Linked DNA regions of Homo sapiens: region 2 is linked to region 1. Evidence: chromatin contacts called from ENCODE Hi-C or POLR2A ChIA-PET data. All regions are on one chromosome and are shown on one strand. The core of a region is the stretch at or near the end of the contact, and the rest is flanking DNA. Distances in the headings are between cores, read along the strand shown. Region 1 overlaps ADGRB2 (adhesion G protein-coupled receptor B2). Region 2 has its middle 23 kb from the start of ADGRB2.

Region 1 (7,533 bases), core at 1,418-3,917:
TGGGGATGATGATTTGGGAGCATTGGTTCAGAGGGGGTTAATTAAGCCTGGTGGGGAGCACGTGCAGTGAAAACAGGACAAAGCATGGACTCCTGATATGGGAAACAGCAGGAAAATAGACCCCTCAAGGAGATGGGGACAGAGTAGCTAGAGAGGTGGGAAACCAGGAGAGTGCTTCAAGGGAGGACGAGTCAGCAGGACCAAATGCTGCTGAGGGGTCAAGTGAGACCAGGTCTGCAAAGTATCCACAGGATTTAGCAACAAGGAGGACACTGATGACTTTATCAAGAGCACGTTCAGCAGAGAGATGTGGGCAGAAGCCAGACTGCAGTGGATTAACAGGGGAGGTGATATTTGAGCCAGGAAGTGAGTGTCAGGTGAAAAACCAGAGTGCTGGCTGCAGAGCAGTCACTGACGGAGGAGGGAAACAGAGGGTCAGAGGAGGGCCTCTCCGAGAGCGAAGGAGGCCTGGATCTGTTCCTGGGCTGCCGCAAGGGGAGAATGCTGACAGGGTGCCGATGAGAAGGGATAATGGGTGGAGCCCTCCTGAGAAGGCTGGAGGAGGGGGATGCAGGCCCAGGCCACGGGGCTGGCCTTTGTGGGGAGAAGGGCTGCAGGGAAGTTGGTAGTTGGAGAGGCTGGGCAAGAAGCTGGGGGCTCCCGATGTTGAGGTCATCGCTGAGAGAGTGGGCAGAGATGAGCTTGAGGAGAGAGGACAAGGTGCAGTATGGCCACAGCGGGGAATGAGGAAGGAACAGAGCCAAGAAGGGCCACTGAGAAGTCCCGGGCGCCCAGCGGATGTGGAGCCCCTGAAGCTGTCATGGTGCCAGTTGGCACAGCCATAGATTTCTTCAGCAGCCTGGGGGTGGGCGTGGAGAGGGTAGCTTGTCACAAGGCTCCAGGGCTGGGGGAGGGGATCGAGGAGCTGGCACGCCTGGCCCTGCCACCTCCTCTGTGGTCCCAAGAGAGGCAGGGGCCAAGTGGAACTGCAGATGCTATTCAGAGGGAGTAGGCTCGGGTGGCACATGAGGGGCTGGAAGGGGTGGAGGCTGTGAAGAGAAGGGAGATGATAAAAATAAACGAGAATGACTGTCTTCTGAGCACTTGCCGTGTGCCAAGCAGGGTGCTGAGGGTTTCAAGGCCCTCCTGGCAGGGGGTCCTCACGTGAGTCCTGGGGGCGGAGTATAATGAATGTTGTTCTCCAGAGGATAAAGCAGGGTCAGAGAGGTGAAGAGACATGCCCGAGGCCACACAGCTGGTCAATGTCCACACCCCATTTGGGATCCAGGGTTAATTCACTCCAAAGCTCTTCTGGGAGTCCAGGTTTCAGAGATGGAGAAATTTCAGGGATCATGTGGATCAGGCCCTGGGGCTGGTGACTGACGTGGAGGGAAAGGCCCCAGAGTGGATGAGACCAGAGGCTGGGCTGGGTGGCAGTTCTGAGCCCCCAGCAGCAGATTTGCTCAGGGTGGCTGCTCCTCATGCTTGGTGAGAAAGAGCTTCCTCTCAGCTGCAGAGCCCGGGCTGGGCAGCAGGGGGCAGGAAGAGGCAGCCCTGGTGGGTCCCTTCACACTCAGCGTGCCTGTCCAGTACTGCTGGCTTTTAGAGATAGGAAGGAGCCTGGAGGTGGGGGAGAGGAGCACCTAATAGTCTGGGGATAGCATGGGGTGAGCCCATCCTCAAAGGCTCTTCCAGTCCCACCTGCTCATGCAGAGGCTGCTGGGCCTTTCCCTTCTGTGCCCATGTCTGCCCCTCCCTGACACCCCATTGTGGGAGAGGGCCCTGATGAGCTCATGTCTGTGCAGGAGGGCCAGGCTTTGGAGAATGGAAGCCACCAGGGCTGGTAGTGCTTCCAAGGCCTAGCCCAGACACATAAATCAGGGCAGCTGAGAGCCTGGTGGGGCCAGGGTCAAGGTAGCCTGGCCTCCTCGAGCACCTGCTGTTCTCCTGGCCTCAGGGCCAGCAGGAGAAAGGTCTGTTGGATGTGGGCACTTGTCCTAGGCCCCTTGGGTCTCAGAGGAGTGGCATTCTGACCTGTGCCTCCAGGTCACAGTCCAGTGCTGCTTGGGGAGCATGAACTGTATCTCAGAGATAGGCTCGGGGCCAGGGTTGCAGCAGCTCAGCTTGGATGTTTTTTCAGCCCCTAGGAGTCAGTACAATGGAGGAGCAAATGCAGCTGTGTGCTCTTGGACAAGGCACTTCCCCTGTCTAGCCCTCAGTTTCCTCATCTGTAAACAGAGATGATGGTTCTTCTTTCCAGTGAGAGGACTAAAGGAGAGGGTTATGGGCCGCACTTGGCACAGAAGCATTCCCAGAGCTCTTTCATATGGGCAGCCATGCCCCTTAAATCTCCCCCACATCTGGCTGAGGCAAGAGGTGGAAAAGATGACTGTGAGGTCAGGGCCTAGTCCTGTGTAGCCTTCTGAACCTCAGTTTCCTTGTCTGTGAAATAGTGGTGGTGGGGCAGAGGGCAGAATGTGATCCTGAGAGAGCATCATGCAGTTGGTTCCAGGCCCTCAGGCGGAGGGCAAGGAAGGCTGCCTTCACTGTGCCACTGTAACAGAACCTAGCTGGCCTTTGCTGAGCCCCTGCCACCACCTCCGTGTTCCAGGTGAGGAGCCGGAAGAGGAACCGAAAGTGAAAACCCAGTGGCCGAGGTCTGCAGATGAGCCTGGGCTATACATGGCGCAGACAGGTAACTCGGGCCCGCCTCCCTTCCTCTGCGGCGGGGGCCCGACTGTGTGCGTCTGGTGGTGTGTGTGCTTGGTGTGTGCCTGTCTGTCTCTGTCCTGCAGTTCAGTCGCGTCTGTGCCACATGAAGCTTGTGGGAAGGGCTGGGTGGCCTCCTGAAGAGCCTGTTACTTGGGGTCAGGGTAGGAGGAGCCCTCTGATGCCTGCCCCCACCTTACTGCCACTCCCCCTATCCCTATGAGACTGAGTGCTTGGGAGGTGCCCCCTGCCGCCGACGCTGTCCCTCTCTCGTAGGCGACCCGGCGGCTGAGGAGTGGTCCCCGTGGAGCGTGTGTTCCCTGACGTGTGGGCAGGGTCTGCAGGTGCGGACCCGCTCCTGTGTGTCCTCCCCCTATGGGACCCTGTGCAGCGGGCCCCTGCGGGAGACCAGGCCCTGCAACAATTCAGCCACCTGCCCAGGTAGGCCCATCCTCCTCCCCACCCCACCTGCCTGCAGGGTTAGGTCCTGCCTGGGACTTGGGCAGATTAATCTCCAAAATGGTTGGTTGCCTCCTCCTTTCATTCAACAAATGTGGCTGTTCCCCACACCATGCCCAACTCTGCGTACCATGCCAGCCCGGTGCAGGGCACTGGGGGCACAGATGGATCAGACCAGGGCCCATGCTACTGGGCCCGGTTCTGGGCACATCATTCCCCCAGTGCCTGCATCCTGGTAACCAAGGCTCGTGTTTTTACCCACTCCGCTCTGGCCATATCAGTAGCTTGCGCACTTTCCCACCTCCCTGCATTTGCTGATTCTTGTCCTATCCTTTCTCCCTGACCTTGGCTATTCAAATTCAGCCTGTCTTTCAAGATCTAAGACAAACGCCACTTCCCTGACCTTCCCCTCCTTCCTTTGGACACCCCCTCTCAAGGGAGCCTCCCCTAAGCCTCCCTCAGTTGAGTGTGTAGTTGTTAAGGAAATGCATGTGCTTGCTTGAGACGGCAAGGGCAGGGTAGCCTCAGCCAGTCCTGCTCCTTGCTCCCTGAGTGGGTGAAGTGAGGCCTAGGCCATGCCAGTGGTGCTGTGGATTTAGAGCAGGGCCTACCTGGGAAGGGCTCTTGGTACCTGGGGGTATGGCAGGAGTTTGCAAAGGCCTGGGGCAAAGCTGTGTTCCAGCGTGTGAGCTCGGTGTGTCGGTGTCCATGTAGAGGTTCATGTTTATTTGTGTGTCTGTGCGCTTGGGGCTGGGAAGGGCGCTTCTCTTGCCCCCGGACTGCTGTGTTGTATTCAGGCTCTGGGTCTAGGGGTGGGTGGGATGGGGAGGGGTGGAATGGCGTGGGTCCTGGGTCCTTTCCTGAATTTTCCTGTGCCCTCAGGAGAGGAGGACCCCTGGTTCCCCTCCTGTTGGTCCTGGCCCCCTTGTCCAGGCGTCCACAGGGGCTGTCCTATGTGAATTAGGACCGGAAGCCTGTGTCTTGCACATCCCTTCAAAGGGTCGCGCCTTGGTGGGGCCCTGGGAGATCCCCCTGGCAACAGATCCCGGGGCAGAGCCAATGAGGAGCAGCCGCAGAGCTGCGGAGCTCCTGATTGGTGGGCGGATGGGCAGGCGCCGGTGGTGGGCGGGGCCATGGTGCCGCCCAGCCACCGGCCACGTGCTTCCTTGCAGTGCACGGCGTGTGGGAGGAGTGGGGGTCCTGGAGCCTGTGCTCCCGCAGCTGCGGGCGGGGGTCCCGGAGCCGGATGCGGACCTGCGTGCCCCCCCAGCACGGCGGCAAGGCCTGCGAGGGTCCTGAGCTGCAGACTAAGCTCTGCAGTATGGCTGCCTGCCCGGGTCAGTAGCACCCGTGGGCTTCCATGAGGGCGCTGCCCAGCCCGGTGGGGGGTCGGGAGACCTGGGGAGGCAGTCAGGTCCAGTGACCTGCCCCTGGGGGCCCCTTAAACTTTGACCAAGCATGGGGAGACTGGAGAAGTATGCCTGCCTGTGTGCGAGGTGACCCCCTAGCCCTGACTTGACCCCTAGCCCTGACATGAGTTAGTACCCTGTGACGCCATCAAGAGGGGACAGCTCTTTCTCCAAGCCCTGGGCTGCCCTTGCATTTTGGTGCATGGCCAGCTGGACTGTGAGAGGACACAAAGCTGGGCTGAAGTGCTGGCAAAGATCAGAAGACACCCCTGCAGCCCCTTCCCTTAGCCAGAAGTGAGTTGTGCCTTGTGCTAAGAGGAGAGGTGTCCTGTATTTCTGGAGCTGGTGGCAGGCAGGCAGCATGAGGCCCAGGCACCACCTGCTCACTCCAGCCTTCCTCATAACCCCCTCCCCTCCCCACTCCAGTGGGTCTGGCCTGGCTCAAATCTGAATGCCTAGCAGGCTCTGGGTCTTCCTGTGGTTCTCCACACCACCAGCCCTCACACATCCTGCTCAACAGCCACCCCTGCTTGTGTCTCCCCATGCAGTGGAAGGCCAGTGGTTAGAATGGGGTCCCTGGGGCCCATGCTCCACGTCCTGTGCCAATGGGACCCAACAGCGCAGCCGGAAGTGCAGCGTGGCGGGCCCAGCCTGGGCCACATGCACGGGTGCCCTCACTGACACCCGGGAGTGCAGCAACCTCGAGTGCCCGGGTGAGTGCTTGGCACAGTGGTGGCAAGTTGCAGCTCTGACCATGGGGGTACCTGGGCCCACTCATATGCCTCACCTCTCCCACAGCCACTGATAGCAAGTGGGGGCCATGGAATGCGTGGAGCCTGTGCTCTAAGACGTGTGACACAGGCTGGCAGCGCCGCTTCCGCATGTGCCAGGCCACGGGCACGCAGGGCTACCCCTGCGAGGGCACCGGAGAGGAGGTGAAGCCTTGTAGTGAGAAGAGGTGTCCAGGTACTGCCCTAATGACCCTGGGGGCTGGGGGCCCCATGTGTGGACCCAGCTGAACCTTACCCCTGCACCCACAGCCTTCCATGAGATGTGCAGGGATGAGTACGTGATGCTGATGACGTGGAAGAAGGCAGCTGCTGGCGAGATCATCTACAACAAGTGCCCCCCGAATGCCTCAGGTAAGGGGCAGGTGGCTTTCCCCACCACCACCACCCCTGCCATTCTCATTGCCCCCTTCTGCGCCCCCAGCCTCTCTGAGATACGGAGGAGTGTGGGTGAGAGCTCGGCCCCCATGCCCAGACCTCTGTCCTATTGCCCTGCAGGGTCTGCCAGCCGCCGCTGTCTCCTCAGTGCCCAAGGCGTGGCGTACTGGGGGCTGCCCAGCTTTGCTCGCTGCATCTCCCATGAGTACCGCTACCTGTATCTGTCAGTGAGTGCACCCTGCTGGGCTGGGGCACAGCAGAATCTGTCTCAGACTCTGCTAGGGGGTGGAGGGAGCGTGATTCTCGCTCGTTCCCACGTGCCTTGGCATATGCTGTGCCCACTTCTGCCTGGCTGTGCCTCTCCTTGTCTGGCAAGCTCCTACTCATACCTCAAGGCCTGACTCTCAAGTGTCTTCTTTTATCCCTGGTGCCTACCTCTGCGCTCCTGCAGAATGAGCTCCTCAGTCATTAGGTGCTCATCCAAGTGTCTGTGTGTGCTGCTAGACTGGGGCCTCCTTGAATTTATTTTTGTGTCCCCAGCATCCAGCCCAGGGCCAGTCATGGGGTAAGAGTAGCATCAGTGAATGTGTGTACATGTTTGACTGTAATTGGGTATTAATTGTGTGAATGCATTTAGAGCTTGTGTTGAGAGAGAGTGAGAGAGAGAAAGACAGTGTGTGTGTGTGTGTGTGTGTGTGTGTGTGCGCGCGCGCCCACACACATGCTCATTACACTCCAGAATGTACATGACCCCTTTGGGATGGGGAGGTACCCTGTTCCCATACTGTGCTTATATCTTTTATATGTACATCTGAACACCTTTTTTCTCTAGGTGTTTCTATTTCAGTCTTTTTTAAAGTACCCTTTGGGATTCTCTCTCTCTCTATGAGTCTCTTTCTCGGACTCTGTCTCCCCTGTGTGCCCCTTTGAGCCTCTCTGACCTTTTCCCCCTTTCTCTCCCCGTGGATGCAAGCAGTGGGTGGACTGGAGTGGGATGGGCCAGGGTCTGGTTCCAGCTCCTGACACTTCAGTGACTGTGGCCCCCTCATCACCTACAGCTTAGGGAGCACCTGGCCAAGGGGCAGCGCATGCTGGCAGGCGAGGGCATGTCGCAGGTGGTGCGCAGCCTGCAGGAGCTACTGGCCCGGCGCACCTACTATAGTGGGGACCTGCTCTTCTCTGTGGACATTCTGAGGAATGTCACTGACACCTTTAAGAGGGCCACCTACGTGCCCTCGGCTGATGATGTGCAGGTACTGCCTAGGAGGAAGGAGGGCGGAGGGTGGAGAAGGCCCAAACTGAAGCGGGAGGCCAGGCCCCTAGGCAGAGTCTGCTGTAGAGGCGGCAAGTGTGGCTATAGTGGGGGAAGCCCCCTGTTCCCTGGGGCTAGGACCCCCTGCCACTCATTGCTCTCTCCTCAGCGCTTCTTCCAGGTGGTGAGCTTCATGGTGGATGCGGAAAACAAGGAGAAGTGGGACGATGCTCAGCAGGTGCGGGGCACAGCTGCCAGCTTCTCCTCCCGTGACCCACCCTGCCTTGGACCCTTACACACTTTCTGTCCCCAGGTGTCCCCTGGCTCTGTGCACCTGCTCCGTGTCGTGGAGGACTTCATTCACCTGGTGGGCGATGCTCTCAAGGCCTTCCAGAGCTCTCTGATTGTCACAGATAATCTAGGTAGAAGGAGTCAGGCAAGGGTGGGGGTCCTGAATGTGCCAGAACTCAAGACGTTCTGTCTTTCCTCTACCTAACCCCGTATTTGTATCTTTCTGTCCACATTCTACCCTCTCCTT
Region 2 (6,960 bases), core at 904-3,403, 44 kb before region 1:
TCCTGGTCAGATGTGGGTTGAGTGGGTGTGTCAGTGAGTGTCTTGTGCACAAATGTGCAGCCTTGCTCATTGCTGGTCTGAGGTCCTGAACCATCACTGCGCCCCAGGGCACAGCTATTGCCACGGTGGTTTCTGGAAGCATTTTGCAAGTATTCTGAACCAGGAGGAAGAGGTGGTGGTGGGAAAGAAAGTAGGACCGAGGTTGGGGGTGGAGAGAGAAATGGACAGAGCCTTTTGGAGGGTCACAGACATCAGACATCAAGAGATTGCTAGAGAGGAAAAGATAAGCAAGTTGCAGTGGACTTTAAATTTTTCAGTTAATACTAAGATTTTTTTTTCCTTTGACTAGATGGGGAAGGATAGTACATACCTTCACCATATTCCCTCCGAGTCTCTGTCTATGTGCTTCTCAGGGATCTCTGTGCACTAGTGTGCCTGCAAGCATGTGAGAGTATCTGTGTGAGTTTCATGGCCTGCCTGTGTGTAGGTCTCTGTTGAGGAAGTCAGGAGATCCAGATTGGGTGACTCCTCTCTGTATCTCTTGCCAGATTCCAGAGACTGGTGTTAGAAAATGTCAAAGGTCTTAGCCTTGGTGGTGGGCATTCAGGGTGGGGTTGGAGACTGGTATTAGGGTTGGACGGTGCTGCCTTGCCTTGGGCCTAGAACAAGCTTCTAACAGCAACTGCAACTGTCAAGCGTTTCATGTGGGGTGTACCTCGAGAGAGCTGCATCTGCGGACTGATGGGGGAACCAGCTGCCAGGGCCAACCAACCCAGCGTGGGGAAAGGGGCCTGGCTTCCAGGAGAGAACCTCTCTAGAACCCCACCCTTCGCCCCGGGGCCAGAAGGGCCCTACCCGCTCTTTGCTCACCCCTTCGCAAAGTCCACCCATGTACAGGCCTCACCCTGGCCCCTGCTGGACTGGAAGGGGTGGGGCGATGGTCGGTTGGGGGAGCCCTTCTTCTCTGCCCCATGAGCTCTGCGGCTGCCCTACCCGCGGACGACAGCAGAGGGGGCCCTCGGCCTTGGGATGGAGGTCGGGGCTGGCAGGACCGGAGTCAAAGCGGGGGGTGGGGCGAGGTGCGGGAACTTAGCGCAAGGAGTTGGAAGCGGGGGCGGGGTAGGATGCGGGTGGGGTGCGGGTGAGGGGTAGGGAGAGGGGGCTGGACAGTTGAACCGGGAGAGGGAGCGGGGCTCCTTCGGGAACTTTTCCGGCTCGAAATGGCCTGGGAGCGCCGCAGCCTCCGCGCTCTATGCAAATGACGCAAATTACTATGCAAACCTACAGCTTGGTTCTGAGCCCACAGTTTGGGTGGTTTTCCTAATGCAGTTGGTATGGAGGGAAACGGGTGTGCACTCCCTCCCCTCCAGGTCCAGGGCTTCCTCCGGAGAGCCGCCAGAGCCGCTCTCCTGGAACACGCAGGCAAGAGCGAGCTCTGTACCCTGGGCAGGGATTTCCTTTGGGAGCTTCAGTTTTCCCTTCTGTAAATGGGGGTGATAACGCGGCTCTGTAACAGCTCGCCCGTGGAAGGGCTGTAGGTGGGCCCCGAAATCCTGCAGCCTGCTAAACATGACACCCTCCCCCACCCCCGCCACCTTTTGGCCCCAGTCCACGAGCCCCTTGCCCCTCTCTCTCTCGGCAGAAGCCTGGAGCGAGGATTAGGCATGACGTTGCTAGGGGGCGTGACTGACGGTTGCTAGGCTCCAGGGACGTTGCTATGCAACGCTGGGCGGGGCTTGTTGTTGCTAGGCCGGAGCCGGAATCGCCCGGGACCCGGAAGGGACACCTCGCGCCCTGGGTTTTAGTGGAAGGCGCCCCAGGCTACCAGGGATCGCGACACTGCTCTCCCGGTGACTTTCTTCGGGCCTGAGCTTCCCCCGGCTGGACGCAGTTTCTGAGGGTCCTTCCGGTTCACACTCTGCCACTCCGTGATCCTCTTGGCTCCGGAGTGAAGAACCCTGCGTCTTTGTGCACGTGTCTGTGCGCCTGCCTGTGAGGGGGGTGGGGGTGCAGAGCGGGTATCGCTTTTGGATTTCCATAGCAACTGCTCCTGTGTCACCCCATTGCTCCCAAAGGTTTGAGCGGTTGCTTGTACAAATTTACATATATCTGCATGTCATTAACATAGAGGCGGGGCCGGAACTTGTTTGGGCAACTATCCCTGGACGGTTCTCTTTGCTTCTTCCTCATCCCGTCTGATAGGCATGTGGGCTGCGCATGCGTGAGTGTTTAGCCTGTCCATGTTCTCAGATGTGGGGTGGATGAGTGAGCTGTGACAGTGACCATCAGTTCCCTTTCCCCACGTCCCCTTATTGAACCCTTAGCATGAATCCATCCAGATATCCCTGACTGAAGACACCCAGCTTCCCAAGCAATGCCAGGCCTTGTTGGCACTCCAATTCCTTTTCTGGCTGTGTGGCCTTGACAAGTTTAGTTACCCTCTCTGTGGCTCAGTTTTCTTCTCTGTAAACAGGGATACTAATCTCTAACTTACCAGGTGATGGGAGGGTTTAACTGGTTGCCACTTTTACACACACTAATTGCTGCTTTCTGGCCTACAGTAGGCACTCAGTGGTGCTCCCTTCCTCCCTCCCTGGAGCCCAACTCTTCTCAGAACCCAACCAAAGCAAATCAACTTCAGTTGCCGCTTAAGACATGACAACTAGACACCAGAAGAACTTCCAGATGTCAGGGCAGACTGGATTTGATGCACAGGATGAGGACTATTGTTTTCTCTATTTGTCCTTCTTGGAAGCTGGAGGTCAGGTTGGTGAGTGTGGACCCTCCTACCGCCTCCCCCTTATACCCTTGTCTCTCTCAGGGAGCCCACTGGTTTCCAGAAAACTTGCTTTCTTGTCCCAAAGGCCTGGAGCCTGAGACGGCTGTAGCAGTGACAGCTGAGCTTGGGAGGCCCGAAGACCAGGGCAGAGCAGGTGGTGGCTAAGGAAGTACCTTCCAGGACTGAGGTGTTTGGGATGGAGCAGGACTGGGATGGAAGGGAGACTGAGAGCAGAAACTGCTTGGAGAGCCACATGTCTGTTCCTTTACCAGAGAGGACTGGGGAACCCTGGGGCCACCCCCTTGCCCTTTCTGAGCCTCAGTTTCCCTGTTGTAGGCAGTAAGGACTCCTCTGTTTCAACTTGTGTGGGGGGTAATAAGTCAGCTCAGTATGGAGAACCTTCTCGTTGCTGCAGCTATGTAACAGTGCCATGGAGGGAGTTCCCTGTTCTTTGCACTGTGCAAGCAGAAGCCGAGAGGGACCCCTTAAGTGTGCTGGATAGGAGCAGCAGAATTCCTGGAGGCTCTTGTTCATTTAAAAACTGGGGTTGGCTCCTATCCTGTGTGGAGGAAGATTGTTGGTGATGGACAGGGATGTAAGAACTGGGTTCCAAGGGGTTGAGTGGCTTCCTGGAGGAGGTAGGACTGCATGGAGACCATACTCTGCAGTTGTCACTCTGACTGCTGTATGCAAGACTGCTGTCTGCTGGTGGATGGCGGTGGGCCAGCCAACTGTGCTCCACAGGTGAGGGTTCCAGGGACAGGCTGTGAGCCTGGCAGTGTCCGGCTGGCCCGCCTGTGTCCCACTCTGGGGGCCAATTAAGTCTCCATCCCTAGTCGCGCCGATTAACAGTTAATAAGGCAGCAAACACCTGCAGCTATGGAGGCGAATTAAGAGCAACAGTCGGCATAATACACAACCCGATAAGTGAGCAATTAACAACCGGAGAAAGATTAATAGAAGCAATTACGTTCCTACTCGGAGCTCTGTAAATACAACTGTCAATGGCCAGGGTATTCAGTTCAGTCCTGCCTGGCCCCACCCCGGGCCACAGCCTCTGTTGGCAGGGGTGCCCACTGAGCCAGACTGTGGATCCTGGACCGCAGAGGCATGTACACAGGCACAGATATGCAAATGCACACAGAGATATACACATCCAGACATACTTAGAGAGGTGGCCCACAGAATGCAGTCATATAGATATAAAAATTCCCCACTGTCTCACATACTCGCATTCACAGACGGGTACACACAGACACACATAGGGCCTTCCAGAAGCATACACAGAGATACACAGAAAAATACCCACAGTGTCATAAAGATACATTTTCACAGAGCTAGAGCCACACAGACTACCAGTGACACTCACATATACAAACAGACGTGTAGACACACACAGATTTTTACTCATAGGGTCACATATGCATGCAACCCTCCTGTGATGCCCTTCAGAGGGTTGTCCATAGTGGGTGAGGGCGGCAGCAGGGCCCTGGACTGAGAGAGAACTGGAGTGAACTGGAGAGAATTGAACTGAGAGAGAACTGGAGGGTGGGAGGGGACACGGGAGGGACAGAATGTGTGTGAAAACATGCAAGTGTGTCTGCATGCATGTGACTCTAAGCATGTGCATCTTTGCAAGAATGTGTTTCACCCATGTATGGGCACATTACTGTGTGTAAACATGCATGTGCCTATACGTCTGTGTGGCTGCATGAGGTGAGTGTCTCATGATGCCTGGGTATATGTACGTGTACTGTGCCCAGCAGATCTGTGACTACACATGTGGGTGTCTGGATCACGTGTGATCACGCTGTGCCAGTGTCCATGTCTAGGTAATTGTGTGCCTGTACTTCCGAGTGGCTTTACATGTGTCCTGTCTCTGTGCTGGGGCCAGGGAGGGACGCTTCCCTGGGAAGCCTGGGATGGTGCCTGAAAGCAGAGTTGTCCCCCCACTGCCCACCACCGGAATGGGGCTCAAGGACAGGCAGGGATGCTCTCAGCCTGACTTGGCTTCCCTCACAGGGACTTCAGCCCCTTTCAAGAGATTGACATGGAGGTTAATTTCTCCTGCTTGAAAGCTGAGCCAGGAATTCACTGAGCACCTTCCTCTTAAAGCCACAGCTCCAGTCCCCACTGGGCTCAAGCCCTCCCCACCCTTGTCTCCACCCTGAGCTTCCCTGGGAAAACCCCCAGACGTGAGACCCATGCACTTTGCTCGCGTTCTGGGACATACACTGTCATGCACAGAATACAGTCATGCAGACACACAAACATGGCCAGTCACGAATACGAACACATCACATTTTGCTTGTGACACCCCGACCTAGCCAGTGTGTGCACAGGCTGGCCACACACACAAAATCCCACACAGCTGCACCCCCACATGTCCACTTGCCCATCACTCTCTGAGATGAGCCGAGTGCCAAGCCGGAGGGCCCAGAGGGGTATCCTGCGACAGGTCCCCCCACCTTCCCCAGCCTGGCCAGATGGTGGAGGCTGACAGGCCCCAAGGGAGCTCTCCATCACCGCTAACCCGCTGGCTGCCAGGCGGGCACTGAGGCCTGGCTCCGCCAGAAGTAGGCTGGGGTGTAAATAAGGAAGTAATGAAGCTCATCAGCCTCTCCCCTCAGCCCCCACTGCCCCAGGCCAGGATAGAGCCTGTCCCAAGGTCTCTCATTCACACTCAGACATCTACAGGACACAGAAGGACTTGGATGCATGTGGGCATTCTCCCTCTAACGCCACAGGCACAGGGGCCCCTTCTGCAGGGTGAGCCACTCGCCAGGCCACAGCTGACCTTGCAGAGAGCCTGCCTCCCCTATCTGCCTCCCACCATCTAATCAAAACAGGCAGAAAACAATAATGTTCAGGGAAACAGATCTGAGGGCCCCAAAGCCAAAGCATCTGCCTGTCAGTCTGTTCTTCCATCAGTCCGTCCAGCCTTCTGTCTGACTTTTATTCGCTCAGTCCTTGTTTTTCATTTATTCACTTGCTCATTCAGTCATTCAGCCAATAAAGACTTTAAACAAATCATGACATTCAGTCCAGTGACCTGGCTGCCCTCCTGGCATCCTGGCCTGGGGGTGCAGGAGCTGGGAAAGGAGAAAAGGGGGCCTGGGCTATGAGGGAGGAGGAAGAGGAAGTGGAGGGGATCCCCATTCCCTGCTTCTTGCTCAGTCTCTTAAATGAAAGAGAAGGGGCTTCTGCAGCTGGAGAGAGAGAGAAAAAAAAGCCAAATCCTAGAATAATAGATAATAATAGCTAACGCTTACGCACTGGTACTCTGTGCCAGGCACTGTTCAAATTGCTTTACATGAATTAACTCAGTTCATCCTCATAACAACTCTGAGAGGCAAGTACTATTATTAACCCTACTGGGGGGCACAGGAAGGTTAAGTAACTTGCCCAAGGTCAAACAGCTTGTCAGAGCCACCCCAAGTGTTTCAAGAGCCTAGGGCAACAACACAAAAGGAGGTCCCCAGCCCTCCGCCCACCTCCCTTCTCATCCTACCTTGGGCTCCATCCTGCAGTATAAGGGCCCTTGTCTGCATGCCGGTGGGCACCCCAACACTGCAATCCCTGCTAGGTCCACACTCCTGGCAAACAGCCACCCTTTGGGCTTGAGGAGGAAGGACGCACATGGGAAAGTGGCTCTATAGACCCTGGTTGTTGGCTTAGGCCTCCTTGGGCAGGGAATTCCAGGGTCATGGGTTGGAATATGGCCTAGAAGGGGACTGGAGCTCCAGGTGGACCCTGAACCTTTGAATTCCTCACCCCCATGCAGAAGAGGGCCAAAGGATGTCATCTAAAATGGGACCCCAGGGCATGGACCTTGTTTGCCCAGGTCTGAGAGTCCTGGGGACAGTAAGTGGCAGGTCCCAGATATGATCCCAGTCATTCCTGTCAGGCCCTCTCCCGAGACTGGTGGGCGCTGAGGGAGTGGAGAGGAAAGAGGTTGCTGAGTTTTGCTTCCCCATCCCAACTCTGACCTTACCAAGTTCAGGCCATTTCCACCAATGGGTACGCACCCCAGCTCCATGCTGGGTACCAGGGTCTGTTGAGGATGACTCGAATTGTTTTTCTTACTGTAAATTGACCAATTACGGTTGTATTTATGGGGTACAAAGTGGTGTTATGATTTTTTAATACACTGTGGAATGATTAAATTAAGCTAATCAGCA

Evidence for each region. Hi-C counts contacts between places; a loop is a spot of excess contacts on that map. ChIA-PET counts read pairs that join two places held with the same protein, here RNA polymerase II (POLR2A). Pooled maps may share reads with other maps.
Region 2: a loop to region 1 is called in a map of OCI-LY7, with 6 times the contacts of the local background. The contact joins two enhancer-like sites. A Hi-C loop is called at or near these places in 10 of 168 maps with a recorded cell type or tissue (MCF 10A, OCI-LY7, aorta and 7 more), 19 of 37 single-sample maps with no recorded cell type and 18 of 50 pooled maps. POLR2A ChIA-PET finds 5 or more read pairs at or near these places in 9 of 52 experiments (A549, AG04449, AG04450 and 6 more).

What each region holds. Positions count from the first base shown.
Region 1 is chr1:31,739,810-31,747,342 of GRCh38, reverse strand. ADGRB2 (adhesion G protein-coupled receptor B2) reads left to right here. Exons shown (of 33, transcript NM_001364857.2): 5 at 2,612-2,695; 6 at 2,986-3,150; 7 at 4,341-4,505; 8 at 5,126-5,290; 9 at 5,376-5,543; 10 at 5,618-5,719; 11 at 5,864-5,970; 12 at 6,802-6,996; 13 at 7,165-7,233; 14 at 7,309-7,417. Among named protein-coding and RNA genes, the nearest start is that of MIR4254, 15 kb to the left of the region's middle. RefSeq lists an enhancer at 2,525-2,574. Within about 2 kb of position 2,667, at least 3 of the 41 ENCODE cell types and tissues checked have a DNase peak (open chromatin) inside an H3K27ac peak, as active enhancers do; they include OCI-LY7, where a contact is called at or near this core.
Region 2 is chr1:31,783,429-31,790,388 of GRCh38, reverse strand. No RefSeq gene overlaps it. Among named protein-coding and RNA genes, the nearest start is that of ADGRB2, 23 kb to the right of the region's middle. RefSeq lists silencers at 997-1,286, 1,617-1,666 and an enhancer at 1,452-2,227. Within about 2 kb of position 2,153, at least 40 of the 41 ENCODE cell types and tissues checked have a DNase peak (open chromatin) inside an H3K27ac peak, as active enhancers do; they include OCI-LY7, where a contact is called at or near this core.